Regions from separate parts of the Homo sapiens genome. Here region 2 is linked to region 1. A link is a loop called in an ENCODE intact Hi-C map of the cell type or tissue named here. Cell type or tissue: PC-3. All regions are shown on one strand. Each heading gives the region's core, and the rest is flanking DNA. Links, peaks and the distances in the headings are about the cores only.

Region 1 (15,976 bases), core at 4,459-12,458:
TTATTGCTAGTTACCACTTGACATTCACTCAAGTAGACTCTACACACAAGTCAGACTACAGTCAGGTTTGAGATATGTACAACTCAATTGCAATTGTTTTCCTCCAACACCAAACCCCAACTTTGTAGGAAAACATCTTTTCCTACAACAAAGCTAACTACTTCTCCTGAAATACTTCTCTGAATTGATTTTGCAATTGAGAAATTATCACATTTTCCTGTTACTTCTGCAAATCAAATATTGAGGTAATGTAGGCATAACCACAAGGTAGCAAGCAAACAAAATAATTCCTATCCCTCCTCTTAGAGATTTTCTCTGGCTCCATTTATATGTGGTAAAGAGCAAAATGGACAAAACTGTTATGATTCTACTTCTCTTTTAAGCAGATCAGTGAAGGCAATGAGTAATGGGTTTGGCACAGTTCTGCAAAAGTATATCGTGTACCAGCCAAAAAAAGTCTCTCTCTGCCTGTCTGTCTCTTTCTCTTGTTTTCCTGTTTAAGGTTCTTAATATCATGCCATTGCTCTGGAATCGAAATCATTTTCAGACCTTTCTAAAACTTAAAGGAAATAAAAAGCTAAATCACATTAGAAGGGCAGAGGGAAAATACTCCTTGAAGTCCTAAGAACAAACTTTGAAGTCATTGATAGACACAGAACACTGTTAGGCTCTTTTATGTTGCTACATACAGTACCTGTTGATTATGTCATCTCAGGCTCTTGACTTGGCAGCCATTACATATATCAACTAGATTTGTGAACTCCAGAAAAATGCCCATCCACTCTGCTTTGGATCCTACCGCAATGTTCTCCATGGCAGAGTATAAGAAGAACTGCTGTTATGCATTGATAATTTTGCAAAGCATATAAATCAAAGCATGATTGAATGAATGAATGCAGTGCCATCCTTATTAAGCTTTCCTTGAATGACTTCTCCCATTTTTTCCTATTTCTTTAGTGGACTGTACATATGCATGTGGTTTTTACCCACTGTAAGTAATCTTAAACACTTATTAAAGAGAAGTAGTGGTAAATGTAAGACTCCTGCCTACCAAAACATATAGATCCTCATTGCTGTGGGTCTTACAGTGCAGTCTTGGTGAGCTTTCATTCATTTATTCACTCTGCATCTTGTGTGATGCATCTCCTCAGCACCATGTCTTGTATCAGATGCCAGGAACACAGAGATTAACAAAACATGGTCTCACCCATGAAAGACATTAACATTATTGGTGTTATTGAATGAGAGGAGCTAGATAGCCAGGAGACATCCCAAACCCTCCAGGAAATACATTAATGGAGCAGGACCCAAAACCCAAGAGGAAATTCTGGCCATTATTGAGCCTTAAGACAGCCCTATGAAAGATCTCGGTGGTACCATTTAATGGACTCCAGGAAGGCCGTTCCACTCTGAAATGTTTCTCACGTAAATGTAAAAATACATATGTATACATATTATATAGAATGATATACACATCACATCTATACAAGTCACACAGAATTTCTCATTCAGTGATTTTTTTTTCTTTTAGATTTTGGATTGCTTTCTCTTAAAATGCAAATATCCTTGAGAGGTATGCCATATGAACTCCTTTATTTTTGACCGTGGAAGACTTTACCAAACAGAACTTTTTACTCCAAAAGGACATAATGAAAATTCCAGGATTGTTCTGGTGTCACAAAATGGCCAGGAAGGGCCTATAAAATGGAACATCTTCCTTCTGAACAGCTACTCACTTGGATGGTTCCTTTCTCGGTTTTCAACATAAATTCATAAGCCACCACTTTTCCACATCCCAACTAAACTCTAACTTTTAGAAATAGGAAAAGATTGTGAAGAGATAGCCTGATGAGCAGGAACACAGAGGACATACATAGATAGGGCCATTAAATGAAGTTATTCACTGTGTTTCTACGTATTCCAAACAAAGAAGTTCTGCCCTTTGAACGCAGACAAGTCATCAGCTTAAGAACAGTTGGATTGTTTGTAACTAAGAAGTTGGGCACAAGAGACATTTCACTATAGACCACTCATATGGTATTGGGGTTTGTAGGCCATCCCCTCCAGGCCTCATAAGCCAACAATGAACCTGAAGTTAGACAAACCTGAACTAACCTAAGCTCACCATAACTAACATTAGTTCTAAGGAAATACTCCTAGAATTTTAGTTCAGAATTTCAAACAGTTTTCCCACCCCTTTCCTCAACAACCACATAGTCTAAATAGTGAGAATTCTTTCCTTCTGCTTTATTTTATTCTCCCTTTCCCCTAATTTGACATCTTGAAACCTCAACCCAAATTCTTGAAACTAGCTGTAGGAATTTTATGTCCAATGAGTTCCCTCCCTTGTTCCCTCCTTCCTTCCTGCCTTCCTCCCTCCCTAAATTTGAAAAACATATAATGTATTTTCAATATTTCAAGGTATATCAAAGATTATTAAGACATGTTTAGATTGTTAGTGTCTTAGAATTTTTGACACAAATCCAAGCTAGATATGTATTTTTCTTATTAAAATTACAATTTTGACAATATATGTGATCCATTATTGCAGTATCCAAGAAGCTGGTAATGTATTTACAAATTTATTTCTGGGTTGATTTATTTAGAATTGTAATTGTCTTATTTATTAACATATCTATGCTGCTTTATTACCCTGAGGTTTTCAATGACTATGAGACTATAAAAAAAAAACTAGAGAAAAAAGGCCAGGCGCGGTGGCTCACACCTGTAATCCCAGCACTCTGGGAGGCCGAGGCAGACGGATCACGAGGTCAGGAGATCGAGACCATCCTGGCTAACACGGTGAAACCCCATCTCTAGTAAAAATACAAAAAATTAGCCGGGCGTGGTGGAGGGCGCCTGTAGTCCCAGCTACTCGGGAGGCTGAGGCAGGAGAATGGCATGAACCTGGGAGGCAGAGCTTTCAGTGAGCCGAGACTGCTCCACTGCACTCCAGCCTGGGGAATAGAGCGAGACTCCATCTCCAAAAAAAAAAAAAAAAAAAAAAAAAAAACTAGATTAAATAAATGGAATAATGAATAATACAACCAACATTTAAGAAATACATGATAGTTGAATTAAAACTTTCCAGCATATCTTTTATGATTGGTTGTCATCCTAAACAGAAAAATATATCAAACCTTCTCTTCAGCCTTGAATAGAACATTTAACAACCATGAAATAGTGTTATCAATGGATAAAAAATAAATTTGCCTTAAGAATATCTATATTTAAAGACATATATTTCATATAACTAATAGATAATTCAATGATGTAAAAGATCGAATTGCTTCTTTAGTCCTCATTTTGGGGAATGATTATACAATTCTATGGGGTTTTCAGGTCTTACACCTTTGTTATCATTTGTTAGTCTTTTCTCTATCTATGGAAGCTTTCACGGGCCAACCAAGGAGCGGCTTTCTGAACTTCTTTTTCTTTTGACACAGCACTGGGATCAGAAACCCTGCAGAGTTAACTGTGTTTGCTCATTAGTCAAGAGAATGCATAGTTTCAGGCTGATTAAAACAAGATTTTCTGCAGAATGGGGCTAATTTTCCAAGTGCCATGATGTAAATTCCCCTCTGCTTCCCTGTCCCCACCATATCCTCTCTAGACTGGATTCATGAGAAGCAAATAATTCTGTAACTTTCCACACCACATCTTTCAGCTGAAGAGACTCAAGCATTTTCTGGAAACAACACGGAAGCAGGAAGGTGTAACTCTTCCTACTCATTCATCTCAGGCTTGCCCATGACCCTGGGCAAGTCCCATCACATCTTGGTTTCCACATAGGTTGAGCTAAGTAGCTAATGAAGCTCCATAGGACTCTCATCCTTTCACTGCTGTTTGCTTCATTTATGCAACTTAAAAAAAGATCTTTATTTTTAAAATTGAATTTAATTTGTTTTAATGATCATACAGTAAAGTCACTTTTTTTCTTTTGAAGTAGAATTCTATGAGATTTAACATACATATAGATTCATGTAACCACCACCACCATTGGGATACCGAACTTTTCCGTCTTCCAAGAAACTCCCTCAAGCTATCCCTTCAGAGTAACATCCCCTACTTATAGCCCCTGGCAACCACGGATCTGGTTTCTATTCTTGTAGTCTTGTCTTTTGAAAATGTCAAATAAATGAAACATATGTAACCCTTTGAGACTGGCTTTTCTGACCCAGCAGAATGCTTTTAAAAGTTATCTAAGTTGTTTAGTATAGTGTGTTCCTTTTTACTACTTAGTAGTATTCCATTGTGTGAACGAACCATAGTTCGTTTATCCATTTGCTCATTGAAGGACACTGAGTAATTTCAGGTTTTTGGCGGCCACAGATAATGCTACTATGAACACATGTGTACAGGCTTACACGTGTGTGTGTAATATTAGTTCTCCCCATTGTAGGATAAATGCCCCGGAGTGGGGTTGCTATCAGTGGCAAGGGTGTGTTTAGCTTTATAGAAAACTATGAAACTGTTTTCCAGTGGCTTTACCAGTTTTCCTTTCTACCAGGAATGTGTGAGAGTTCTAATTCCTTACCAGCATTGGTATTGTTGGCATTTTTAATTTTAGCAATTTCAAAAGGTGTGTAGTAATGTTTAATTGTATTTGAATTTATCTAATGGCCAATGATGTTGAACATCTTTTCATGTATTTATTTGCCATCCTTAAAACCTCTTTGGTAAAATGCCTGTTCAAGTCCTTTGCCCCTTTTTTAATTGGATTGTATGTTTTCTTATCAATGAGTCTTGATAGTTCTTCATATATTTTGGGCACGTAGCCTTTGTCAGATAGATGATTTGCGAATATATTCTTCAAGTCTGTAGCTTATTTCTTCATTCTCTTGGCAGCATATTAAGCAGAGAAAAGATTTTTGATGTAATGAGGTCCAATTTGTCAATTTTTTGTCTTTACAGATGCACCTTGGTGTCAGTCCTAAGAACTCTTCACCTAACCTTATGTTATAATATTTTTCTCTAAGAAAATAATTTTAAAGAAAGAAAATGCTGTATACATAAGGACATTTCTTGCAATACTATTAGTGAATGGTGAAAACTGAAATAATCTTGAGTTGCCACCATAGAGCAATGGGTACGTAAATTATGACTCTATCATCCTTTGGCTATGGAAAATATTTATTAAGAGTGTACAATAATGTTACAGGGAAACAATCATGACTTAAGTTAAAGTAAGATGCAATTATATGTACTATATGCCCATAATAACAGGAAAACAAAAACAAATACTGCTTAGAAAAGAGATGAGAAGGAAATACGATAAATACGTTAACAAAGGTAGGCTAGAGTGATGATGCTGGGTAGCTTTTTCAATGTTTTCTACTTTTCTATATTTCCTTAATTTTCTTTAAATATATTTATGAAATAAACCAAAACACACAATTTTATTTTTAAAAAATTCACTCACGGCCGGGCACAGTGGCTCACGCCTGTAATCCCAGCACTTTGGGAGGCCGAGGCGGGCGGTTCACGAGGTCAGAAGATCAAGACCATCCTGGCTAACATGGTGAAACCCCATCTCTACTAACAATACAAAAAAAAAATTAGCCAGACGTAGTGGTGGGTGCCTGTGGTCCCAGCTACACAGGAGGCTGAGGCAGGAGAATGGTGTGAATCCAGAAGGCGGAGTTTGCAGTGAGCTGAGATGGTGCCACTGCACTCCAGCCTGGGCAACACAGACAGACTCCGTCTCAAAAAAAAAAAAAAATTTACTCGCTATTTTGTGTCAGATGTGAGAATAAGCACTGTTTTATACTGAGTCTTCCTGCTCTGTCCTGACAGGTTGGTCAATTGGCCAGAGGAATAGATATTTGAAGAAAAAGGTCTTCCTCCCCTAACTGGGGTAGAGTTAGTTGCTGTAGAGTTGCAGACGTGGTGAGGGATAAGGGTGGGAGCAGGAGCACATTTGATAATTCATGGGGACAGTGGCTGTAGCCTCCATACAGACCCTATTCCCATTTCACTGTCTTGTCTACTACCTCAAATTGCTACAAGTTAGGAATTCTCGAAAAACACTAGACTTTTGTACAGAGAAGGGATCATATTCATTTAGTCACGTGTAGGGCCCTCTGTGTGTCAGAACCTGGGTCCTGTGATACCAAGAGGACTAATGTACAGCTTTTATCCTGTAGGCCTTCACAATCCAATGATTCCATCCATCATCCAACATGGGAAAGGCTGCTCATCACTACTGCAGCTAAATAAGCACTCTCTGCTAGAGATCGGCTAAGATTTGAAAATCACCTTTTATTTAATGTTTCCCAAATAGCTACATGATTTTATTTTCTTGGTCTTCTACCCTAAGCTGTAAAACTGCTGTGCTTTTTTTCTTTTTCGAGATGGAGTCTCACTCTGTTGTCCAGGCTGGAGCGCAGTGGTGTGATCTCAGCTCACTGCAACCTCCACCTCCTGGGTTCAAGTGATTCTCCTGTCTCAGCCTCCAGAGTAGCTGGGACTACAAGCACATACCACCATGCCCGGTTAATTTTTGTAGTTTTAGTAGAGACGGGGTTTCACCATATTGGTCAGGCTGGTCTCGAACTCCTGACCTCAGGTGATCCACCCGCCTCAGCCTCCCAAAGTGCGGGGATTACAGGCGTGAGCCACCCTACCCAGCCTGCTTTTTTCTTAAATCAAGTTGCATTTCACACCAGTGCAGTGCTGGCTCCAGAGGAGGCAGGTAATCACCAGTGTTCTCCAGGAGGATAGGGGACATCCTCACCTTGGATAAGGAGCAGAATCAACAGGCTTTATTGAGTCATCGAGTTTTCTCCTTTCTACTTGGCAATCTAAGCTAACCAAAAAGCCTCCCATGCACCACACCTGACAAAATTAATTTTCTGTGGGTTAATCTTAAAATCCTTAGGACTCACTTGAATGGCTCACCTAGGAAATACAGTACCCACCTGCAGTGTCAGAAAGGAAACAAAGCACAAAGGCACAGATCACCATGGAACAGATCACTGTTCAATGCCAGCAGGCAAACAAGGCTGTCATGATCGGAGGACAAGGGCAAGTCACTGGTGATGTGCTTCCCTACCAGAAGGAGGACACTCTTCATGCGGCATGTTGCTGCCCGTACCTTGGTCACTTGACCTGGGAGCAGGGATATGCTAATAAAAAAGGAGGGGCTCATTCCATTTCTTTTCCATGCACGCTTGTTTTGAAAACATTCTGAGCCTTGCAGATTACATGATAATTATACTTAAGGGCTGCCAAGGAACTTCAGGAATAATTATCATATGATTTGCAGGTTTTCAAGCTCATGATAACACTAATGCTGAGAGGCCTTCTTTAGTCATTCACAGCAATTATCCTTCTCCAGAGTGCACTCGCTTGCAATCTTAGATTGTTTCTTGAGCCTGATAAGAAGCCAAAGAGGCTAAATGAGACGTGTTTAAAGGAGGCCCAGTGATTTGGGGGGATGTGAAGCTCCATTGGTCACAACTGGAAGGCCATCCAAATCAGAGCCTGTCACTGGAGCCACATGAAGATTGCAATTTAATAAAATCTAACACCTGCTTAGAGACCATTCTTGTAGTGGACACAAAGTGCCAGCCTCTAATACTCCTTCCTTACTCTTCATGGAAACCTTGAAGAGTGATTAAAAATAGTACTGTTTATGTCTCTGACCACAGAGCCAGTCATTTTCAGCACTTAACTGAAATTGCTCATGATAGTGTTTCTAACAATGGCCACATAAGTGGCAAATCCCTTAAGAATTTTGCCCTCTCAGCAGGTGGCAATCTGCCACCTTTATCTGATCATTTCTCTCCTCCTTTGGCATTGTAGACACCATTTTTTCCTGGTTATGACCCTACTTCTCTTTATCTTCTTTGTCGATTGCTTTTCCACTCCAGGGAGTTCTGTGTTTGACACACAGGAGGTGTGGGTAGTTGTTTACTCTGTAAATAAGTTGTTAGCCGTGCAGCACTGCCAAGGAATTGCACCAAATGTGTATGCATTAGCAGTTAAGAAGAGCGTGTGCAATGTGAGTGAATGGAGTCTGGTCATTTGTCATCCAATGCCTATTTAGCACCTGTTATGTGACAGATAACAGGCCGGCACTCGGATCATAACCCGGAGCAACATAGTCAGAAACAAACACAATTTCTCTCCTTGGTAAGCCTGGTCTGTTGGGAGGTTTTGATAAGTAAAAAGAAGACTGAGAGGCCGGGAGCGGTGGCTCACGCCTGTAATCCCAGTACTTTGGGAGGCCGAGGTGGGTGGATCACCTGAGGTCAGGAGTTCAAGACCAGCCTGGCCAACATGATAAAACCCCGTCTCTACTAAAAATACAAAACCTAGCCAGGCATGGTGGCAGGCGCCTATAATCCCAGCTACTCGGGGGCTGAGGCAGAAGAATCGCTTGAACCCGGGAGGCAGAGGTTGCAGTAAGCCGAGATAGCACCATCGCACTCCAGCCTAGGGGACAAGAGCAAGACTTCATCTCAAAAAAAACAAAAAAGAAGACTGAAAAAACATCAAAGAGATCTATCAACTTCTTGCTTGGAGGATGAGAGCAACCGTACCCAGACTTTCAGGTTGAGACTTAAAGGGTGATTAAGATTTGGAGAAAATTAAGAAGCATAAGCCAGGTATGGTGGCTCACACTTGTAATCTCAGCGCCTTGGGAGGCTGAGGCAGGAGGATTCCTTGAGGCCCAGAGTTTGAGACCAGCCTGTGCTACATAGTAAGACTTTGTCTCTACAAAAAAATTAGCTGGATATGGTGGTGTGTGCCTGCAGTTCTGGCTACTCAGGAGGCTAGGGCAGGAGGACTGCTTGAGCCCAGGAGTTGAAGGTTACAGTGACCTATGATCGTGCTACTACTGCATGGTAGCCTGGGTCTTGCACATTTAGGAAGATTTGGAAGAATGCCCAAGTAGGGTGCAAGCAGTATGCTCAGGACACTCATTTTGCCTGACAGAGAACTTTAGGTTACCTGTGCTTAGAAGCACACAGCTACAGAAGGACAAGGGCAAGTCACTGGTGATGTGCCTTCTTACCAGAAGGAGGGCACTCTTCATGCGGCATGTTGCTGCCCATACCTTGGTCACAAGAAAACAGAGAAGTAGACCAGTTCAACCACAGTGAGAAGAGAGGAGAGAGCATATCTATTTGAAGCCTGATGACTGAGGCTTTATAGGACAAGTGAATCTTCACAATTGTGCCTTGTGAAGGCAACCGGGTATAAGGTCCCTTTCCTTGCAAGATAATTAATAAGATCCCCACAAGAGGGCGCCCTGGTAGAAGAAAGTCCTGGCTCATCCATTCACATCCTGTGCGCCTGACTCACTAAGCTCCCTCGGGGTAAACCAGGACCTTCAGAGAGAGGCCCCAACACGAAAACATCCCTGATGATGAAAGTAATGGACACTGGCCCACTGAAGTTCCTGGGGAGCTGAATCACAGGTGTTCTTGTGATTTCACAAACAAAAGACTCCTCTTATAGCAGCAGTGCTCTATTTTCTCCTAAGTCATATTCTGTGGGAGCCTCCCACTATTTGTAACAGTACTCATTAAGTTCGTACTTAACAAGTAAGCAATGAGCTGCTGTCTTTGGCCTCTAGAAAGATTCAAGGTGAACCTTTTGTCTTCTTTCATTTCACACCATACACATCAACATCAGATCTGCTGCAAGACCAAGAGATTGTATATTATTTTAGGTGAAATAATACAGTCATTTAGGCATCCCTTAGAAATATGCCTAGAAACTAAAGTCCCTTAGAAATTAAAGTCACTTAGTTTCTTAGTGATACTATCTTGGAATTCCCACCCATTTCCTCAGGAAGTGCTATTAGCAGTACAGGATGCAGAATTTAGTCTAATGAGCAGACAACATTGTGGGTGTTTTAAGAGCAGGCTGTGTCTTGAAAAAACAAATGGACCTGTATTTTTCTTTGACTAAAGGCCCCTTATTGGAAAGGTGCTCCCCGCTCCCTGCAGGTGTTGTCATGGTAACATGTGATAAATAATGGATATTAACTGATAAGGCCCTTACTTCCCTAGGCTCTTTCCAACTCTCTAAGAATGTTCTCACAATTTCATATTGTAATTCTGTATTGTTTTTCTTAGAGTCCCAAATTATATATGTTTCATGCTGCTCCCACAAAACCTTAGTTCCCCAGGTGTTAATTTTATGACAGCATATCTAACTGCATCCTCTGAGCAGCAGAGCACCTGTCAGTCTCTGCTAGATTGAACATGTCTAGGACAATAGCAATTGTTTCCAATTGTACGCATTTCCACCACCTTTTCTCCCCTGGTTTTTCTTTAAGCGACTGTTGTATCAAAGCGAAGGAAGGAAGTGACTAAGAGAAGGAAATTATGCCTAAGTCATTTTAAAAGGGCATTTTTCAAACGACAAAACTTTTTCCCAAGCAGGGGTTTCAGGCTAGGCTAAGGACAGTGTGGATCGAAACACAGATCCTTAAGGAGTTGAATTTCTTCTTTGCCGTGCTCCTACTCCTCTGCATACAAATTGTTCTTTGAGCTTTCACTAGTTTTCCCATTGTCTTCTCTGCATTCCCAAGCTCACTTAATTCATGGTCTGTCTGCCTCTCTGTCTCCTTTTTTCCTTAGCCTCCAGAGATGTGCATGCCTACTTTCTGTTTTCACAGCTTCATTTCCATCTCTGGCACGTGAGAGCCTCTGTGCTGGATGCAGACATATTACCTTTGTTTTCCTGGAGTCATCCAACTGCTGCCTGTTTCCAGCAGCTCCCTTCACATTATTTGACTCTGTATCATTGCCCTCAGCCACAAGGGTTAGCAAGGCTAATGGGTACAGTGAACTTAGCCTGTCTTTTTGTATTAATACATCCCGCCAGGAAAAATCATTTACAATGGCATTTAGGCTTTGCAATGGGAAAACAGGAAAGAATCTCGTTCTTTGTGGTCTCAAGCCCATACTGGCAGAGGCTGAGTTGCTATGAAATTTCCAGCTTCAGGCAGAGAAGGGAAAAAGTAGAGGGCACACCTAAAATACAGGAATGCACACGGGTGCACGCACCCTTAAGCATGCATTACGTTTGCCCAGTAATGTATGTGCACTTGAGTGCAAGCCCCAATTCAACCTCTTTCTATGTGTTGGATATATGTATGAGAAGAAGCCTTTTTTTTTTTTCATTTGACATTCAGTTAAGCTAAAAGCAAAAACAACCATCTGTACTGCCTTTGATAGAGTAGATTGTTAAAAGCTGTTCCCTGTCAGACCTTTTCTTTCAGCCTTGGTGAGGAGACACATACACATATGACACTTCTGTCATTCACATATGAAACACTTGTATTTCAACAAAGTCACAGGTCCTCTATAAAACCATCAGGTTAAATTCTAAATTCTTCCCAATGGCTGGCTCCTATGACCTTTGATTGCCATAGCAAAATGGAAAGCATTCACTTCACTTTTTGGTCTTGTGTTTTGTATGTATGTGTTTTTGTTGGTTTGTTTGTTTTTGCCACTGAGGGCACCAAACATTCTTTCTGATTGTGCTCCACATTTTTCATTAACAGTTGCATTTAAGCAGTTCATTCTAATTCTTTCCGTTGTTCCTGTTCTGTGTGAACTATCTGCTGGCAGTTACCATGCCAACCCCAAATCCTGGGGTCCTGCTGCTAGATCACAAGCTGCCATTAGCATATTTTTAATACCACCTGATTGCCCTCCAAAGACCTTCTACTAGCTGATCTCCATTAGCTTACAGTGTCAAGAGATTTGATTGCATATTTACAGTGTGGATCAGGGAGAGAATTTGCTGAGCTGCACAGTTAGTCTCCCAGGTTTAGCTTTCCATGAGTGCCAGGTTAGTTCCTTGGGTCCCATTTAAGGAGAAGTTCATGACAATTTTCTGGTACATGGAGGTATCAGTTCTTGCTTCCTAGAGCCAACTTACTATATAATATGGAACACCAACATGACCCTCAAACTTGCCGAAGACTTCTCTTAGTTTTAATTGAAAGATCAGCAGCTCTCCAATGTTTAGGAACCTGGGCAGGGGTGCTGTTACCATCTTGCTTTTTCTAACTTAAGCTAAACTGAATAAAGGAGGCAATATTAATCAGAAGTCAGATTCTCTTCAAAAAAAGGTTAGAGAGAGAACAGTGAATTAGAAGTATTTGAATAATTAAGAGTGTTAACATGATAGATTATTTTAATGAAACAGTTAAGAGCTTTTGAAATGAAGTTGCCATTTAAAGTCCTGAAGATGCTCAGCAACCAGTGAGCTAAGTAGATGGATTTTGACACCTAAAGTTAAGATAAGAGAAAAATAAAAAATAAATAAAATGAAGACAAGAGGATGTTTTAAGATGTGATTAAATTTGAATAAAGCAAAACAAGATTAAACAGTGGTTAAAAACAATTTAGTGCAGAGGAACCTTGCAAATTCAAGTGGTTACGGGGAGAAGACAGAGAAGGAAAATGAATGAAGTGAGCTGAATGAAAGAGGATGGAAGACAATGGGCACTGATTTTCCACTGCTGTGGAAACACAAATGACATAAGCATTACATCAGTCCAGAGAGTGCTGACCCCATCTAAAGGGAGTGTTTTTTCATTTGCTATCAGGAGGGCCCAGTGCTGCCAGATCTTCTCATAGCTGAAGAAAGTTTGAAATCTCACTGTACAGTTCAATGGTGTTAAATGCATTCATTGTGTTGAGCAACCACCACCATGATCTATCTCCATAAGTCTTTTGATCATGTAAAACTGAAACTCTGTGTTTATTTAGCAATAACTCTCCATACTCCTCTCTCCCTGATATGGTTTGGCTGTGTGTACCCACTCAAATCTCATGTTGAATTGTAATCCCCAGTACTGGGGGAGGGACCTGGTGGGAGGCGATCGGATCACGAAGGTGGATTTCCTTCTTGCTGTTCTTGTGATAGTGAGTGAGTTCTTACGAGATCTGGTTGTTAAAAGTGTGTAGCACTTCCGCCTTTGCTCTTTCTCCTGCTGGTCATGTGAAGACATGCCTTGCTTGCCCTTCACTTTCTACCATGATCGTAAGTTTCCTGAGGCCTTCCCAGCCATGCCTTCTGTAACTGCAGAACTGCGAGTTAATTAAACCTCTTTTCCTTGTAAATTAACCAGTCTCAAGTAGTTCTTTATAGCAGTGTTAGAATGGATTGATACATTCCCATTCCCTAACAACCACTTTTCTACTTTGTCTCTATGATTTTGACTGTTCTAAGTTGCTCATATAAGTGGAATCATACAGTATTTGTCTTTTGCGACTGGCTTATTTCACTTAGCATAGTGTCCTCAAGTTTCATCTGTGTTGTAGCATGTGTAAGAATTTCTTTGCTTTTTAAGGCTGAATAATATTTCATTGTATGTATATACCACTGTTTGGTTATCCATTCATACCATTGATGGACACTTGGATTGCTTCCACATTTTAACTATTGTGAATAAGATTGCTAGGAACATAGGTAAAAAAATGTCTCTTCAAGATACTGCTTTCAATTCTTCCTCTTTTTTTCTTTTCTTTTCCTTTTTTTTTTTTTTTTTAAAGTTATGGGATACATGTGCAGGACGTCTAGGTTCGTTACATAGGTTTACATGTGCCATGGTGGTTTGCTGCGCCTATCAACCCGTCAACTAGGTTGTAAGCCCTGCATGCATTAGGTATTTGTCCTAATGCTCTCTCTCTCCTTGCCCTATACCCCCCAACAGGCCTCAGTGTGTGATGTTCCCCTCTCTGTGTCCATGTGTTCTCATTGTTCAACTTCCGCTTATGAGTGAGAACATGCGGTGTTTGGTTTTCTGTTCCTGTGTTAGTTTGCTGAGAATGATGGTTTCCAGCTTCATCCATGTCCCTGCAAAGGACATGAACTTATTCTTTTTAATTGCTGCAGCTGCTTTCAGTTCTTTTGAGTATATACCCAGAAGTAGAATTGCTGGATCAGATGGTAATTCTATTTTTAATTTTCGAGCCACTACACTGTTTTCTATCATGGCTGGCATATTTTACATTCCCATCAACAGGGCACAAAGCTTCCGATTTCTGTACATCTTTGCCAAACACTTCTTATTTTCTGAAGTTAGTTTGTTTTTGGTAGTCGCCACCCTAAAGGGTGTGTGGTGGTATCTCATGGTAATTTTGAATTGCATTTCCTTAATGATTGGTGATGTCGAGCATCTTTTCATGTACCCATTAGTAGTTTGTATATCCTCTTTGGAGAAATGTCTATTCAAATCCTTTGCCCATTTTTGAATGGGGTTGTTTATATTGTTGGAGCTGTAGGAGTTCTCAATATATTTGTTAATCCCATACTGGATGTATGATTTGCAGATTTTTTTCTCCATTCTGTGTGTTACCTTTTTACTCTACTGATACCTTTTGATGCACATTTTTAAAGAATTTTTATGAAGTCTAATTTTCTCTTTTGTGTTTGTGTCTCTGGTATTATTAGGTTGGTGAAAAAGTAATTGAGGTTTTTGTCATTACTTTTAATGGCAAAAACCGCAATTACTTTTGCACCAACCTAAAATATCTAAGAAATCATTGCCAAATCCAATGCCATGCCATTATCCCCCTATGTTTTCTTCTAAGTGTGTTATAGTTTAGGTCTTATATTTAGGTCTTTGACATATTTTGAGGATTCTTTTTAACTTTCTAAAAAAATTAATTTATTTTTAAGTGACAAATTATTGTGTATATTAATTAGGTAGAATGTGATGTTTTGATTTACGTATACATTGTAGAAAGATTCACTGGAGCTAACTGACATATTTATCACCTTATGAACTTATCTTTGGGGTGAGGACATTAAAATTATATTATTTTGGCAACTTTGGAATATATAACACATTATTATTAACAGGCAGTACAATTATGAATCATTAAAACTTATTCCTCCAGTCTAACTGAAACTTTGTACCCTTTGATCAACATCTCCCCGTTTTCTATTTCCTCCCCTCGCTTTCAGCCTCTGGTAACCACCTTTCTACTTTGAGTTAAATTTGTAGCTAGTGTCAGGTAAGGGTCCAGCTTTTCTCTTGCATGTGGATATCCAATTTCCCAGCTCCCTTTGTCGAAAGACTGTCCTTTCTGCATTGAATGGCCTTGGCACCCTTTCAAAAATCATTTGACCGTATATGTGAGGGTTTTTCTGGACCTTCTATTCTATTTTATTGGTCTATATGTTTTTCTTTATGCCAGTTCCGCACTGTTTTTATTACTCTATCTTTGCAGTAAGTTTTAAAATTAGGAAGGGTGAGTCATCCAGCTTTGTTCTTCTTTTTAGAGACTGTTATAGCTATTCAAGGTCCCTTGATACTCCATATGAATTTTAAGATAGATTATTCTATTTCTGCAAAAAGTATTATTGGGATTTAATAGGGATTGCACTGAAGATCACTTTGTGTGGTATAAAAATCTCAACAATATTAAGTCTTCCAATCAGTGGACATGGAATGTGTTTACATTTATTTATGTCTTCTTTAATTTCTTATAGCAACATTTTGTAATTTTATTGTTTAAGTCTTTCAGCTCTTTGGTTAATTCGTAAGTATTTTACTCTTTTTAGTCTTGTTGTAAATGAGATTGTTTTCATGGTTTCTTTTTCAGTTCATTGTTAGTGTATAAAAAATCCAATTAATTTTTGTGTGTTGATTTGTATCCTGCTCCTTTGCTGAACTCATGTATTAGCTCTAACAATTGTTTGTGGAACCCTTAGCATTATCTACATATAGTAACATGATATCCACTGTGAACAGAGATAAATTTTACTTCTTCCCTTCCCATTTGGATAATTTTTATTTTTTTTCTGGCCTAATTGCTTTTGCTGGGTTTTCCAGTGCTATATCAAACAGAAATGGTGAAACTGAACATCCTTATTTTGTTCCTGATCTTAGAGGAAAAGCTTTCAGTCTTTCACCATTGAGTATGATGTTTGCTGTGGGTTTTTCTTTACTGAATTTTATTATGTTGAGGTAGTCTTATTCTATTTTCAGTTT
Region 2 (15,976 bases), core at 4,920-12,919, 460 kb after region 1:
CACTCAGGAGCTGAAGAACTGATACCCTGAATCACAGAGCCTCCCGCCAATATAGGCTTCCTAATTCAAAGAGTAAAGAATATGGAAATAAGTAATAAATGATATACTCTGAAACATCTCTCCCTACCACAATATTTAACCAAAAGCCAAACTGCAACTCTGAGGACTGACCAGTGTCATATCAACAATGAAGACTGGAAATGCCGGGGACACATTCCCAGACCTCCCAGTGGATGCCTAAAACTGCAAATAGTACTGCATCCTATATACTATGTTCTTTTCCTATACATACATACCTCTGATTAAGTTAAATTTATAAATTAGGAATAGTAAGATATTAACAACAATGACTAATAACAAAATAGGACAATTATAACAATATACTATAATAAAAGTTACGTGAATGTGGTCTCATTTTCTCCCCAACCACCACCCCCCCCATATCTTATTGTACTGTGTTTACCTGTTTTAGTGGGTAACTGAAACCATGGAAAGCAAAACCACAGATAAAGGGGGACTACTGTATATGCACGGTTACTTCTATTTCATTGTCTTTTGATTCTCTACTTGGTTGATGAAAGAGCTAGACAGATCCTGGAGAGTACAGGTGGTGAACATCAGCTGTGAAGTAAACCTTTGCATAGAAGCACTCCATTATCAAATAAAAGTAGATTTAGGAATGAGGTTTGAACAAGCCTGAAAATCCAAGTAAATCAAAAAGGGAGATTTCTTATGCTTATTCTGGTCTAATTGCAAAGCTGCTGTATTGCAAGAACTGGATCTTGGGAGCCATTTCCATCAGACTGTGACTACCCTGGCCTGTTCAGAAAAACCATCCCTCTCAAGAAATAGAGGCATCACATGTCCCTAGACTGGTACAATTAGACCTTTGGTTTTAAAGACCCTTTGTTCTGCATCCAAGATCACCAGGCAGCTTCTGATTCCTAAGTTGCTTGACTTTGAGGAAAGAACAGGCTAATGATACAGATTTTATCCCTGAAATCATTGTACTTTTCCCATGGTTTCTAGCCATGATGAAGTCTCTAACGGAGGTTTGTCTCCAGGGGAAAGACTGTGGTGATCATGCTCTTGCATGTACTCCCAGGCCACATAGTAGTTATATTTTCCTTTGTTAATAAATTGTCATTTTTATGTTGACCTCAGTCATGCAAGTATTTTGGTAAGCATGAGTCAGATTCTCAGGGCCTGATCACTCCTGAGAAATGCAAATCTTTAGGGCTTCAAAAGAACCATATGTAGCCAGTATCTTTCTTAGATGACATGGCATATAGGAACACATGTCCCTTTGGACTCTTTTGGGATGTTTTCACTTCCTTCCTCTTTCCTTTGTACATTCATTCTGTGCCTGATGTTCCCATTTTTATTTCTTCACCACTATTTCATAATAATTTGATTTCTAGTTATCCTTCTATTCCTAGGTCTTCACTAGAGATACCAGGAGAGTTTTCTGGGAACCCATGGTTTTGCTGACACTGCTATTGTTGTCATTAGAGATCATGGTCATATGATGAACCTAGGCCAGGACCCAGTTTTTCCTTCTCTATCCAACTGTGTCTAGGAACAATTGATACTTGATGTCTACCCAGCTAGAAAACTGGCTTCTTTATGGGTTCCTGGTATTCTGTTTCCTGAGAGATACATATGCTTATTGGTGGCTTTCCTGAGAACGCCCTGCATTTGCCTATTGCCCAAACCTGCTGCCAAAGCCAATACTCTTTATTTCCTGAATCTTACTCAAATACATTAAGCTGGATTCAATAAAGCAGTTTTCTGCTGACCTGTCAAAAAACCAACCCCAGAAATGATTAAACTTTTCTCAAGTCCTCTTCCAAACAAGTACTGGACTGCCCAGAGATTTATCTTGGCAAAACTTGGACACAGCAAACCTGGGGCATGCTGGGTAGAAATCCCATCATTAATCCTCAAAGAAGTGACTGAATTTACTTGGCATTCACCTTTGGCCTTTGGTCAAACATGTAAGAATTTTTTCTTAGTGACAAAACAGAACTAAAGGCACTCAGAAGAGAAATGGAGAAATGGAGAGAGAAAAGAGGGAAGGAGAATGGAAGCATAAATAAAAATGTTTCTTTTGGCTTATGGATCAGACTGATGTGTTATAGGCAAATCCCAAATGCAGACTGAAATTTATTTTATATTGTATTATTTTGTAACTGGCTTTCTAAGAGTAAATTCCCCCAGGGGAACTGTTACATCCTAAGATTTTACAATGGAAGAGCATAGAAGTTTTAAAAATTGTTTTAAAAATTATTATTTCTCCAATTCATGAGTTAGCATCTGAATCATAATAGAATAAACGACTCACTCCAAAAAGAAAGATGCATTAGCATTCCTACATAAGGTTAGTATTTTTTAACTATTTTAAAATCAAGTAGTTGTGTCACCTAAAATAAAAGGTTTAGATTGGTTGCATTTTGAAAAGTCACTTTTTTTCAAAGCCACAGGGCTCTTATACTAGGGCAGTTAGTAAACAATCACATTTTCTCATATATCTAGTTTAGTCTGCTTAGAAGATGTCCCATTTCAAATACATGCTTCAATTAACTAATCACTTTTATATGGGGCACCCTATAACATCATTGCACATACATCTGAACTTGTACTAATATACATGATATAAAATTAATTAACATATAAGATTTTATTTTTCAAACCTCGTTTACAGGAAAAATTTGTCCTGCATCAATAAAACTAGTAACTTAATACACACACACACACCCCACTATAGAAGTATAAAAACAATAATGATGGTAGAATTTACATCTTTAGAAGCCACTAGTTCATTTTACATATGAAGAAACTGACAGAGAGAATTATAAGTTAGATGACATCTGATTTCAAGATAGTAAAGACATTTTTGCCCACTTCTTTTAAAAATCACTCTCAAAAGACATGGGTAACAAAAACTTTAACTTCTGTGCAACTAGGAGATCTCTATAACCCTGAGCCAAATATATGATTGCAGAAAGCATATGGGGAAATGGTAAATGACTCATCAGGAAGATAAAACCTACTGGCATGACATCAATGAGAAGCAAGCCAATCTGATCCTCAGAACCCTGGAAATTCTCAGGAAATGGAGATGGCAGTCATTATTTAAGCCAGTTTGAAAGTCCATATAGGGAGCAGTGAAAACTTCAGGTCCCTGTCTCTACAGCTGGGCAACCATACCTCTCCCATCTCACCCAACTACTAACCCAGTGCCTGAATGGGACATCAAGCACAGAGGAGGCTGGGGCACAGTGCTTTACTGAAAACTGGAGATTCAATTTTATCTGCATAAAAAAAACAATAAAATCCCTAAGCCCCTCTGCCTGCCCAGAGTCAATATGCTAAAAGCCATCACTGCACCCCACAGGAAGGAAGTTGGAAAATCCTTTTTCTGAGGATCGTTCCAGAATAAAAATCAACAGAAACTCATATTTGGAGGGAAAAGACTGCTAGCCATCTTGATAATATCCATCAGTCTATATGTCCCATCCAAACACACTGATTCCAATCAGTATTTTACTGCTTCTCTTTGAAATATAAATAGATAGGCAAGGGTAATCAGACATTTGAGAAATGTGAAAAATGGAGATAAGATCTGCCTTGCTGGGCTTTGTAATAATTACATGAATTTATAAATTCACAGCATCTGGCAGAGTGAAGGTACCTGTAATGCATCCATGGAATTCTTATATAATATAGAATTAAAATTATATGTATTTTCCCCTCTGAAAATAAATTAATATTCTTCTTCACAATATGTCTTTAAGGATAGCATCGGAGCATTTAGCTGTTTGCTGCTGCCCTTGTTGCAGTTGTTTTTTAATAAAGAGGAAGGACTTGGCAGTTTCATGAGGGAAGCTTAAAGCAATAGATGCTATAAAACCTGGAACATTTATTATCTGTAATGCACATTCATGGGTAGTTACACATTTAGCAACACAAAGAAACTAAAAGTCTTTAAAGGCACATTCTTCTTTAGAGGTGTTTCCATTATAACCCCTCCTGTCTATCTGAAGCTTCTCAAAAGAGTCCCTGGGTCAATATAAATAGGTTGCAAACCAGATAATACCTTATTATATGAATTAACAGTATATTTGCTCTGTAATACTGAAAAAAGGAACTGTCTCATAATACAATTAGAGAAAACACAGTAAACCATATTTCTAAATAGACTATCTGATCACCAATGTTCTTTTCCCTATTACCAACTCCAGCAGTTTCTAACAGTTCTACGCCTCACACAGGGATCTTTGCTGTGGATACTTGTGAGGCTGCTCACTGGTTATTCCCTCTTCCTTGAATAACACGGCCCAGATGATACTTTTGCCAACTCTCAAACCAAGTGGTTCAGATACAATCAATTCCATCCCTAGGTCTAGGGGTGAACATTTGATCTTTAAGAGTCAATCAGAACATCATTTCCCTATCCGCAAGCACAACAATTCATTAAGCAAAGAGCGCATGACCACATCAGAGATGGTTCCAGACCTTTGGCTATAGACACTAAGTGAGAATTTCTTTCCTTTCTGTTGTGCTTGAATTTGGGAAGACACAAGTCTGCGCTGCTAGGGGACAGCCCAAGGAGAAAGCTCACCTGAGAAGGAAGCCAAATTCTGAAGGGATGTAGCACCAAGATAAAAAGGGTGATTTCATTCTCATTATATCTGTCAACTGGATCTGGCAGTGCTAAAAACAAGAAATACCCTAGACTTCAGAAACATGATCCAATGAGTTCCCTTTCTTGCTTAAGCTAGTTTAGATTAGGTTTTCTTTTCTTTTCTTTTTTTTTTTCTTTTGAGACACAGTCTTGCTCTGTCGCCCAGGCTGGAGTGCAATGGTGTGATCTCGGCTCACTGCAACCTCTGCCTCCGGGTTCAAGTGCTTCTCCTGCCTCAGCCTCCCAAGTAGCCCAGCTTTTTTTTTTTTTTTTTTTTTTTTTTTTTTTTAGTATTTTTACTAGAGACAGTGTCACCATGTTGGCCAGGCTGGTCTTAAACTCCTGACCTCAGGTGATCCGCCCACCTCGGCCTCCCAAAGTGCTGGGATTAGGGGTGTGAGCCACTGCGCCCAGCCCTAGATTGGGTTTTCTATCAAACTACAATAACTGCATCTAATACAACCATGAATTTTTACATAAGTATATTCAAAATAAAACTTTTTAGTATAGTTTCCTCATCAAGTAGGCTAAACCTTCCCCACATATCTCTCACATCTAAATATTTTTCACATCTAAATAGTCTTTCAGCATAAATACAAATCACATTAATAGAGCTGAAAAGTTCTTTATAATCTTTGATTCCCTAACATCAAGTATAATTAATGCAAAGTAAGAAGCGCTTAATGTTTATTGACTGATTTGAAAGTGACAGGCTGAATAAGCAAAAAAATCTCTCACCTTGTCTAACATCAAGCCATGCAGTATAGATTCTCTGTATAGATAATCATTAATCCTAATTTAATTATTTCCAGGAATGGATGGAAACTCTCAATCTCCTTCAATGGAAAGAAAAATATTCAATTAGCTTGTCTAATCCTAATACCAAGTATCTACAATATTCTTAGCACTTGGTTAGAGACTGAAAAAAAACAGTTAAAACTGACATGGCTCTTGCTACCTAGGAACTTATCAGCTAATATGGACAACATATGGGAACAGTTCTAATGGAAATACGGATACATGTATATAAATAAATATATACAAATAATATATAATAAATAACATAATATATAAATAATACATATAATATATATATGAACGTGTACTCGTGGAGCAAGGAACATTATTGTCATCTGCCCAAGCCTCCCAACCTGTAAAAGCATTCTTCAGATGTATCTGTGACAGATAAGTACCCTCTGCATTTGAATACTTGCAGGCACAGAGACCTCACCTCCTCTTAAGGCAGGCCAGAGCACTACTGACAGGGTCACACATCTAGGAATTTTGTCTATATATTAAAACGGTGATTCTGTCCTTTTTGGGCATGATGATACTCCACATAAACTATAGGTCCCTTTCCTTATAAGAGCTTTTCATGTCTGAGGACACAGATCTCACTTGCTTATGAGTATTCTCTTTAAGCTAAGCAAAATTATTTACATAATACTGAATCTCTTCACAATTTTCTAAATATATATTAATTTATTATACAATAATAATGGAAATCATTTATTAAGCAATTGTTCTATGCCATGTATTGTGCTAAGTTCTTTATATACATTACACTTTCTTAAATTCCTCATAACAACTGTTTATGGTACAACAGAAGATAATTTATCTGAGAGTTTAAATACTATAAGCATTCGAATCACTTATTTTTCGTTTTTTAAAAGAAGGCTTTTTATGATTAGACATGTTTAGTCACACCACATAATAGGAGAAGATCAGTTTGTTACAATATGCTGTGCTAAGAGATGGTGTGATCTCCAAGGCTGCAAATGACAGGCAGGTGACGACAAAATGGACAATGTGGTGCTGATTATAAAGAATCATTAGAAAATGATTCTAATGAGGCTCTTTGATGTTGTAAACTTTTTATGAATCCATGGAAATATTAGCATGCTTATATGCTTATGAATATGACACAGTAGAGAGGAAAAAACATGACTGTAAGGAATGCTGTAATTGCTGGGATGATATTCTTGTGAAAATGAGAGAAGTGGGATCCAGTATATAATGGTGGCTATGTGCTGGGTCAAAAGACAATTCATCTCTCTAAAAAATGAAGGAAGGCAAAGTATGTGGGTGCACAGGAAGTGTTGATGATGTGGAAATTCTCATCAGATTGCTTACATTACTTCAGTGAACAGGAAGAATGGTCGTCTCCTGAGAGCAAGAATGAGGAGGTGGTGATAGCATTTGGAGAGACAGGGAAAAGTCTAAAATGGCCATCTGAGTGAGTTGGTGAGAAAATGGATTAGGGATGTAGACAATGATTGCTGGCTGTGCTAGGAGCCCACTTCATGTGGGCGGTCATGAATTGAAAGTGCGGCAAGTCAGCATGGTGGTGGGCTTATCCCCAGCCATGTTTATCCATGATGTAAGTAAAGAATTGTATTTATCCAGAGTTATACATGTGTCAAAGACAAATCCAGAGAGGCACAAAACAGTGATTATAAGGATAAAGCATGAAATTAAGCTTGGTGAACAAGTGATGGAATAGCAAGGGGATAAGAGACAATAAAAGATGGTAGGATCAATGAAGGAGATATACTAATCTTTTTAATTGGACCCATTTTTTAAAGCACTTATTCTCTCAGAATCTTAATTTTGTTATTTGTCACGTTATGTATTTTTGTGTCATGTAAAAATAATGATAAATATAGCATTAATCCACTCATCCATTCACCTATTCAACAAAATTTTACTGATGGATACTAAGTGCCAGATGCTGTGGGATATAAAGTTAAATAAAACTTGACCTCAAGGACATTATAGTCTAGCAAAGAAAACAGGTAAATGAGGAACCACAGTACAGTGTGGTAAGCACCATGAAAAACTCTCTAGGAGTACAGAGCAAAGACCTCTAAATCAGACTTGAGGGTGACAGAAGACTTCCATTAAGAGGGGACACTGGAATGGGGTTTTGAAGATCAAATAGGACTTAGTCAACAAGAGAATGAAAAAGGGCTTTCCACGGTCCATCCAAAGTATGAATCAAAATGGTTACTAGGGTTGGGGTAAGACTAGAAGCTTGTGACATACCCCTAAAGACCACCTCCTAAATTATATAATTTTACTGAGTAGCTACAACTGTCCTACCAGACATCCCGTTTCACACCGATCTGTTTTTCTCCATCTTGTCCATGAAGCCATCTCAAGCAAGTACTTCAAATGCCTTGCCAGAATCAAAACGCCCTATCTAGTTTCTCAGACTTCCCAATCAGGGAACCTATTTAAAGGAGAAATTGGTTTGCCATTTGTTCCTAGAAAATTTAGACAGACCCTTATAATTCGTCACTGAATTTTATCCTAAGTGCTAACAAACCACTTGTTTAATAATCTGGTACAGGATTTTGCCACTAACTGACATCAGACTTATGAATCTGTAACTTGCATGTTTCTAAAGGATGAAATCAGGCTGGGGATCAATATCTCTTTCTGAAAATATTTGAAGGATATGACAGTGTTTGAGAATCACTTTTGTGCTAAGGGAATTGAGAGGGAGAAAGTATTGCCTAAGACAAAGGTTGAAGATAAATAGGGCAAGATAAATGGAAGAAGGAGTCAGTGCAGTGCCCTGGAGAAATGGAGTGATATTTAAGAGGTTTGCATTCAATTCACAGAGAGGAATAATCCAGGTCACCCAGGGTAAAGTCCTTAGAAATCAAAGACAATGTCTTGATTCTGACATCTGGTAAACGGCTCTCTCATAGCTTGAGATAAAAGCCAGACTTACTTGGGGAAACTTGGAAACCTTTTTTAAATAAAACAAAGGAAATTATTTTCTATGACATCACACCAACTCTGCCAACTCCCAGTTTGCAAATGCTTGTCACAATGTTTACAATTAAAAATTCAAATACACAAAGTCCTTGGTTCCACTGCAGTTTAGGAAGGCTGCCAAGAATCTGGGATAATTCCTTCAAGGGAAAAGAAAAAAACCAAACAAACATCAAATTGATGACAAAGAATTACAGCTCAACCCATATAATAGACAATAGAGGGTTAAAGAAATTTCATTAAATGGGTCAGCCCAGGGCCTATCTGATATCAAGGAACTAATTGCCTTTTTTCTCATAATTGTAAAAGTTTATTCCCAAGTTTTGTTTTAGTTGACTTCCTTAGTGCCTACATTAACTTTTCAATCTTAAAATCAAAATACAGACTTAATACTACTTTCATCAAGGTTAAAAGCAATGCCCAACCAAGGATGAGACATGGCCAAGAGAAAAACTACTTTTGATTATCTTCTGGTTAAATCTTATCTAAAAAAAATTTTTTTTAGGCAATGCTTGAGTAAAGTATCTCATGAACAGAAAACTGAATTCTCTGTTCAATTTTTGCTAAAGAAGCAGGAGGTAGAAACTAGAAATCCTAAAATTGCCAAATTTAAAACAGTCTTACTGATTAAATTTCTTCTCAACTTAATATTAAGAACAATTTATTATTATGCCAACAGCAGCTAGCCCTGAAAATAAATATGTTTTCTTTAGGGAAGGCAGCTAAGGCAACTAAAACAATATGCCAATTGTTTCAGGTTAGAAATATCATTGAAATATTATCTATTTCAACATAACAATCTTTTTTTAACCAGCATTATCTATGAAACAGCAACCCAATGTCAGGACTAATTATAGAGATGGATATTTTATTCTATAAATGGGTGTTGTTCCCTATATTGTGTTATATGCCCCGAACAGACAACCAGGCACAAAAGCAAATAATTTTGAAAAATGAGCAAAGGAATAGGTTATATTGCAATGAAATTAACTATATGCTAAATGAATCTGACATTTAATGATGATCATTGTTGTGGTACATAGCAATTATACCTAATTGCCAATTTACATATTTGTTGTAACTAATATTTTAACAATTTTTTTTCCTCTTTACTTCTCGGCATCTACTGTCAATGCTGCTTGACAGTTTTCCTCACTCCATGATAAATTTTAATTCTTATTACTTTATTTCTCTCATACAAGTTAAAACAAGATTCTTTGCTGACACCTCAGAGTTAGGCCCAGGGCTCCTGTCTGTGCCCTGCCAGTGACTAACCCACCCTGGACCAAGACAGTAGTCCTTCAAGTGCCATTTTAACTGCTGTCCCTCCCTTCAGAACCATGGAAGTCCTGATGTCTGAGGCACCAAGAGAATGAAAATGTAGGTTATAGGTCTGCATAGGAGGAGCTGGGGATCTGACAAGTACATGCTGGAAGTAGAATACAGTGAAGTGCTGAGGGGAGCAGGTCAACCTAGGCTGGACAAAAAGGTGGAGAGATAAGTCTGTGAGCTTGCACTCTGATACCTTCAGAGAAAACACAAAGCTGCTTGCTTTTGGCTTTTTCCTGTTTACTTTCTCCCTGACATTTAACCTTCATACTGCATGGATGACTTACAAAGGAGGGATAGTTCAGCTCCAAGTTATTCCATAGGCATCTTTCTTATCTTATGAATTGCTTCCCACTAGGACTTACACAATGCCTCATATACTGTGGGGACTCAATAAATAATTACCAAATGTACTATTTTTAATCATTTTAAAATAAATGGCTCTGTATTAGATGTATCGTGCTCACTAGAACCAGGTTACTGACTGACTTCACTGATTGAAGGTTACTGAATTGTTGATCCATAAACCCTCCAGGCATCTAGGGCATTGCAGGAAGTGCTTCCGCTCAAGTTTCAGTTCCAGGTTGTTATCCAGCGTTCTAGGTCCAAAACAGGTAGAAATCTATTTTCTGCCACAAATCTACATTTTGTCTTAAATAACTGTGTGAATTTAATCCTAGCTGCTTGATCTGAGGGTAGACAATTACACTACTTCAGTTGTCTCATCTTTAAGAAGAGGGGATTATTCACTTAACTAAATTTTATTAAATGGTTTCCTCCTGGAAAGAATGTAGTAGGCACTTCTATGGAGGAGAAACATGGGAGTCTGGTGCCTGTTATTTTCCTTAGGGGCTGTGATCATCCAAAACAGGTAGTAATCTATCATAGTGTAGACATTTGCAAGGAAGGGTATTTAGAAACATCTCTTAATAAACAATGTTAACAGTCAAAGCAATTCTTCCCCTCCACTTTCTTTTCCTTAAATCTTTGCTGGGTCTTAACAAGGACACTGATAAACCACCTTACATTCCCTAGAGTTAGAAAGCTTTTTTTTATTTCTGATCTAAATCCAGGCTGCTATTGCTTAAATCCATTTTCTCTTATTCTATTCTCTTGGAAGACAGAGAAAAATCATTCATCCTCCTCTATATTATAGTCCTTCATGTATTAAAGATTTCAGCCTTCATTTCTCCAGGTTACATAATGCCAATTCCTTTCATTTTACTCATATATCTTATTTTCCAAGCTTTTAAATTAATTCCATTGCACTCCTCTTGGACTCTATGGATAATGAAATAGTTATGCAGCTCCTTTCAGATACTAATTGGGTAATAAACCTTCAGGGAGGGAAGTATTTTTAAATCTTAAATCAGAATCTCACATGATCTGAGATTTAAAACATTTCTGGAGAGCAGAAGGAGGTTGGAAAATGCACATAAAATTGGCACAGAAAGCATGGGAAGAAATGGGAAAGTACCATTTGGATATTATTGTTTTATAAAAAGGAAAGCTGAAGCATGTGTTACAGCAAATAAGTAAAAGATACATGAGTAAAGTCACAATTAAAATAAGCAGCTGCAATTCCTGGTTCCCTACCAAATTGCTGTCAAGTGATTGTGATATCTGATCATAACAATCTTGACTGAAGCTTAAAAAATAAATCACACTATCACAGTTTAATTGGGCAGTGGAAGTTCACCATTCACTGTGTTAATATTATTTTGCTAGAAAATCTTCCAGTTCTCTTTTTTTCTGTTTCCAACTCAGCTTAATAGAACAGTCCTGCTCCACTGATGTGTTCTCCAGAGGGAATCAAACAAAACCTCTGAGACTGTTAATGTATTAGATCTCATGTGATATCTAAAATCAATTACTATGTATATAAAACATTATTTTCATAAATATCCATCAACCAACACATAGATATATCTATACAATGGAATATTATTTGGCCATGCAAACGAAGTACAGTCAACCCTCTGTATCCACAGGTTTCACATCCATAGATACGACCAACCACAGATCAAAAATATTTAGGGAAAAAATAAAAGAACAATAAAAATAATACACATTCTTAAAATACATTTTAACTACTATTTGCATAGCATTTATATTGTATTAGCTATCATAAGTAATCTAGAGATGATTTAAAGTATACAGGAAGACATAAGTTATATGCAAATATTGTGCCATTGTATATAATGGACTTGAGCACACGTGAATTTTGGTATGTGGGGGTGTGTCCTGTGACCAATCCCCCACAGATACCAAGTGATGACTGTATTAATATGCTACAGCATGGATAAACCTTGCAAACGTGATGCTAAATAAGCTAGATACAAAAAGCCAAATACTATATGATTCCATTTGTATGAAATGTCTGGAATGGGTAAATCCATAGAGACAGAAGCAGATTAGTGTTTGCCAAGGGATTGGAGGAAGAGGGACGAGGATCAACTGCTTAATAGGGACAGGATTTCTATTTGGGGTGATGATGAACTACTGAAACTGCATAGTGGCAATCATTGTACAACAGTTGTGAATGTAATAAAAGCATGGGAATAAATGGGAAAGTACCATTTGGACATTATCGTTTTATAAAAAGGAAAGCGGAAGCATGTGTTACAGCAAATAAGTAAATAAGTAAAAACTGTTAAAACGATAAATTTTATGTCATTTGTATTTTATCACAATAAGGAAAATATTACTTGTATTCTCTGGTACTGTATGTACTAATGCAAAATGAAGCCAAGATAAAATAAGACACCACAGTGGTTGACTCTCTTGCAAGTCGGTAATCAGTTGGTTGAGTATTCACTGACAGCCTACTCAGAGCAATGTACTGGGCTAGGTCCTGAGACACAGCAGCAGAGACAGATATGGCTTCTGCCTTGGAAGAGCAGGCAGTTTAACAGGGCATCCATTCTTCTACTTATTCTGTCCTACCAGTGCTATGTTTGCTCTTAGAGGAAAAATAAGAGGAATAAGTAATGCGTGAGCTTTATCAATCCATCATATATATATGTATATAATATACATGATTATATATCTGTAATGAAAATAACCAAAAACAAGTCAAATAGCTGCTTAAATACATAAGAATTCATCTCAGGATTCTAAAATAAGGATTGGCAAATTTACACTTAAATTAACACTTAACCATAATATTATTAGATGCCTAAAAAAAGAGATCGTTTACCTGCACCTCAATTCACAGAAAGGGATCCTTTCGGTATTATACAGTGTTTAACATAAAGAACAAAACACACGAAATAGTTTGGATTATCCAGATTACTGTTCAGTAAATACTTACTCCTCCTACCCTTCACCACCCCTCTGTGGGCATGGCGTATTTCCCTGTCCCATGGATTTGGGGTTCCGGCACATACTGACTTTAGCCAATGGAACCTTAGAGGATGATAGGCATAGAGGCCTTAAACTTGTTTGCACAGTTAAGTTTGGCTCTTGTGTTCTCGCTCTTTACACAGGAACTGCTGAGTAGACGTACTGGTCCAAGAACAGTGAAAGACATGTAAAGCAGATGTAACCCCAAACAACAGCTGAAGAAGAGTTGCCCAACTCCGCCAGCCTAGATCAAACTGCAGTCAAATGTACACCCTTGAGCATGGGAATAAATTCATGTTTTTGTAAATCATGAAGTTTTGGAGGTTATAGAGCATTATTTTGGTAATAGCTTATTATTAATACAGCCCATACACTGAAATAAACCCCAGAATTATTTCACAATGTATGATTTTTAAAACACACTTAGAAAGCTAACCATCAATAAATTAATTTTCCCAACTCAGTTATAGATTTAGTATTAAAAATGATTAACTATATAAAATAAAAATTTAAACTAAGTAGCCTAACTTGTATCTATTAGCAGTATAACTGGTAAAATCTGCAAGGATGTATTACTTGGAAGTTAAGAAATATAAAAACTATTTGCTGAATACATGCTAATATAATCAGGTTCCAATAAACATCTTGATGAAAGCAAATTAATCACTAATCTGACATTTTCTTTTGGCAAATTAGCAAGATTAGGTTTCACATTAAATGAAAATGTGTGTGTAAGGACTTAACAACTGAAAGAATATAATTCAATTAAATATCCTCCCAGTATTCTTCCATTTCAGACATTTCTATGCCTAATTTTCATGTTTTCAGATCTCAGGCAGGGCTTGTAAAGCAGTGTCATCTTTCTTGTGAGATTTTCTTTACAGAATAGCCAAGACGTTTGTAGGGAAAGCATTTGGCACATTCAGAAACCTTATGATGTTATTCTTTTAACCTGTGTCCCTCCATTGGTCTAGCTGGAAAATTAAAAACACTACACTTGGTTCTCACAGTGAATATTAAGAAGGTGTTTATTTTTTTTCAAGTGAGCCTCTTAAAGAAACATAACTCAGTTTTAATTTTTTATTGAGATCCAGGATCTTTTCCTAACAAAATGCTGGTTTATTAGATAAACAGTGTTTACAAACTATAACAGAGCTTCTAATGGAAGTAAATTTTACTCCCATTGGATGCTCTCTGCCACTAATAAAAAAAATATTTCAAAATAATACACAAAGAAGAAAATGAAACAATGTTCATTAAGAAACACAGTCCACAAAAAGAAATTTAATCTTTATGAGAGTTAGGAGTAATGCTTGACAATAGATGAATAATACAGGTGACCAAATAGACATAGTATTCTATTTTCTTGAGATGGCTGATAGTTAAAAATGACAGTGAAAAAACAAAATATATCCCTAAACAACAACAAAAGGAGATGTGGCAATCAAGAGAAACCCCAGAGGCAGGTCTCCAAAGTAAAGCCACTACATGTGTCTTTTGGCTAACTTAAGGTAGAGCTATGAAAACCATTTCTTGTGTGTTCATGCATTGTAAGGCAGTAGATCTTGTGATCAGGAAGAAAACTTAGAGAAAGCAAAGAAAGACAGTATTTGTGGAAGGCTATAAATTTTCCTGTCATAAAAATTGATAGATATAATATGTTCCTATGTTAATTCAGAATTGCAGTGGAACTCCTAAATAAATCAAAAAACTAGAAAATTTTTAATCTCTAATAACCATAAGACCAAGTAAATTTCAAGTCTAAATTATTTTAAAGTTTAAATGACTCCCAAGACACCTTAAAAGTTTTCCATCTTTGTGGTAGGCAAAATTCTAAGACAGCCCCCCAAGATTTCTGGCATCTTGTATACATACATCTTCTCCCAGTTATTCAATCAAATACTAGTGCCTCTGTGAACGAATTTTGTACTTGTATCATAATTACAGACCCAAATCGGTTGACCTTAAGTTAGCACTCAACTATAAGTGAGCCAGGCTTAATAACATAAGCCCTTTAAAAGCAGAGAATTTTCTCCCTGTGGTTTCAGGAGAGGAAGTTAAGAGAGTTTCAAGGTGCAAGTGAGATTTAATGAGGGGAAAATTCCCCATTGCAGACTATACATTTGCTATTGAACTGTAAGCAATTATGACAAATTTGGTGGTTTAAAACAATGTAAATGTATTCTGTCACAGATCTGGAGGTCAGAAATCCACAATTAGTCTTAAGGGGCTAAAATTCAGGTGTCAGCAGGGTTGGTTCCTTCTGGAAGCAGCAGGGGACAATCTGTTCCTTGATCTTCCAGCTCCAGAAGCTTCAGCACTCCATGGCTCTTAGCTGTATTGCAGCAATCTCTGCTTTCATTGTCGTATTGCCTTCTCCCATAAAAGGACCCTTGCGGCTACATCAGCCTCATCCAGATAATCCAGGATAATCTCCCATGTCAAAAATCTTAATTATCACACCTGCAAAAATCCTCTTTGCCATATAAGTTATCACATTCAGAGGTTGCAGGGATTAGGACATGGAGATCTTTTGAGTGAGGCATTATTCAGCCTACCACACTGGCTTTGAAGATGAAAGAAGTTACATGACATGATGGTGAATTTATGTGTCAACTTGACTGGGCCACCAGGTGTCTAGGTATTTGGTTAAAAATTACCCTGGGTGTGTCTGTAAGGATGTTTCTTGATGACTCCAAAGACACTTTAAAAGTTTGAATCCTTTAAATCAATAGACTGAGTAAAGCAGCCTACAGTCCTCAATGTGGGTGGGCCTGTTCCAATCCATTGGAGGTCTGAATTGAGCAGAAGGCAGAATAAAGTAGAATTCAC

The links. Hi-C counts contacts between places; a loop is a spot of excess contacts. Peaks named below come from ENCODE experiments on the same cell type or tissue, not always from the same donor. Only the 100,000 strongest peaks of a DNase experiment are listed, where the experiment ranks them.
Region 2: a loop joins it to region 1, with 3 times the contacts of the local background. A loop is called at or near these places in 8 of 110 quality-filtered maps.

Annotation. Positions count from the first base shown.
Region 1 is chr5:111,541,471-111,557,446 of GRCh38, forward strand. All of the region lies in intron 1 of STARD4-AS1 (STARD4 antisense RNA 1), which reads left to right. Among named protein-coding and RNA genes, the nearest start is that of STARD4, 37 kb to the left of the region's middle. RefSeq lists an enhancer at 8,963-9,042. In PC-3, for the core only: a CTCF peak has its summit at 9,241 (motif pointing right); a DNase peak (open chromatin) is centred at 9,331; H3K27ac peaks cover 1,253 bases.
Region 2 is chr5:112,003,853-112,019,828 of GRCh38, forward strand. It overlaps NREP-AS1 (NREP antisense RNA 1), which reads left to right. Exons shown (of 4, transcript NR_046678.1): 4 at 13,288-13,454. Among named protein-coding and RNA genes, the nearest start is that of NREP-AS1, 99 kb to the left of the region's middle. In PC-3, for the core only: no CTCF peak of the experiment used is centred there; no DNase peak of the experiment used is centred there; H3K27ac peaks cover 459 bases.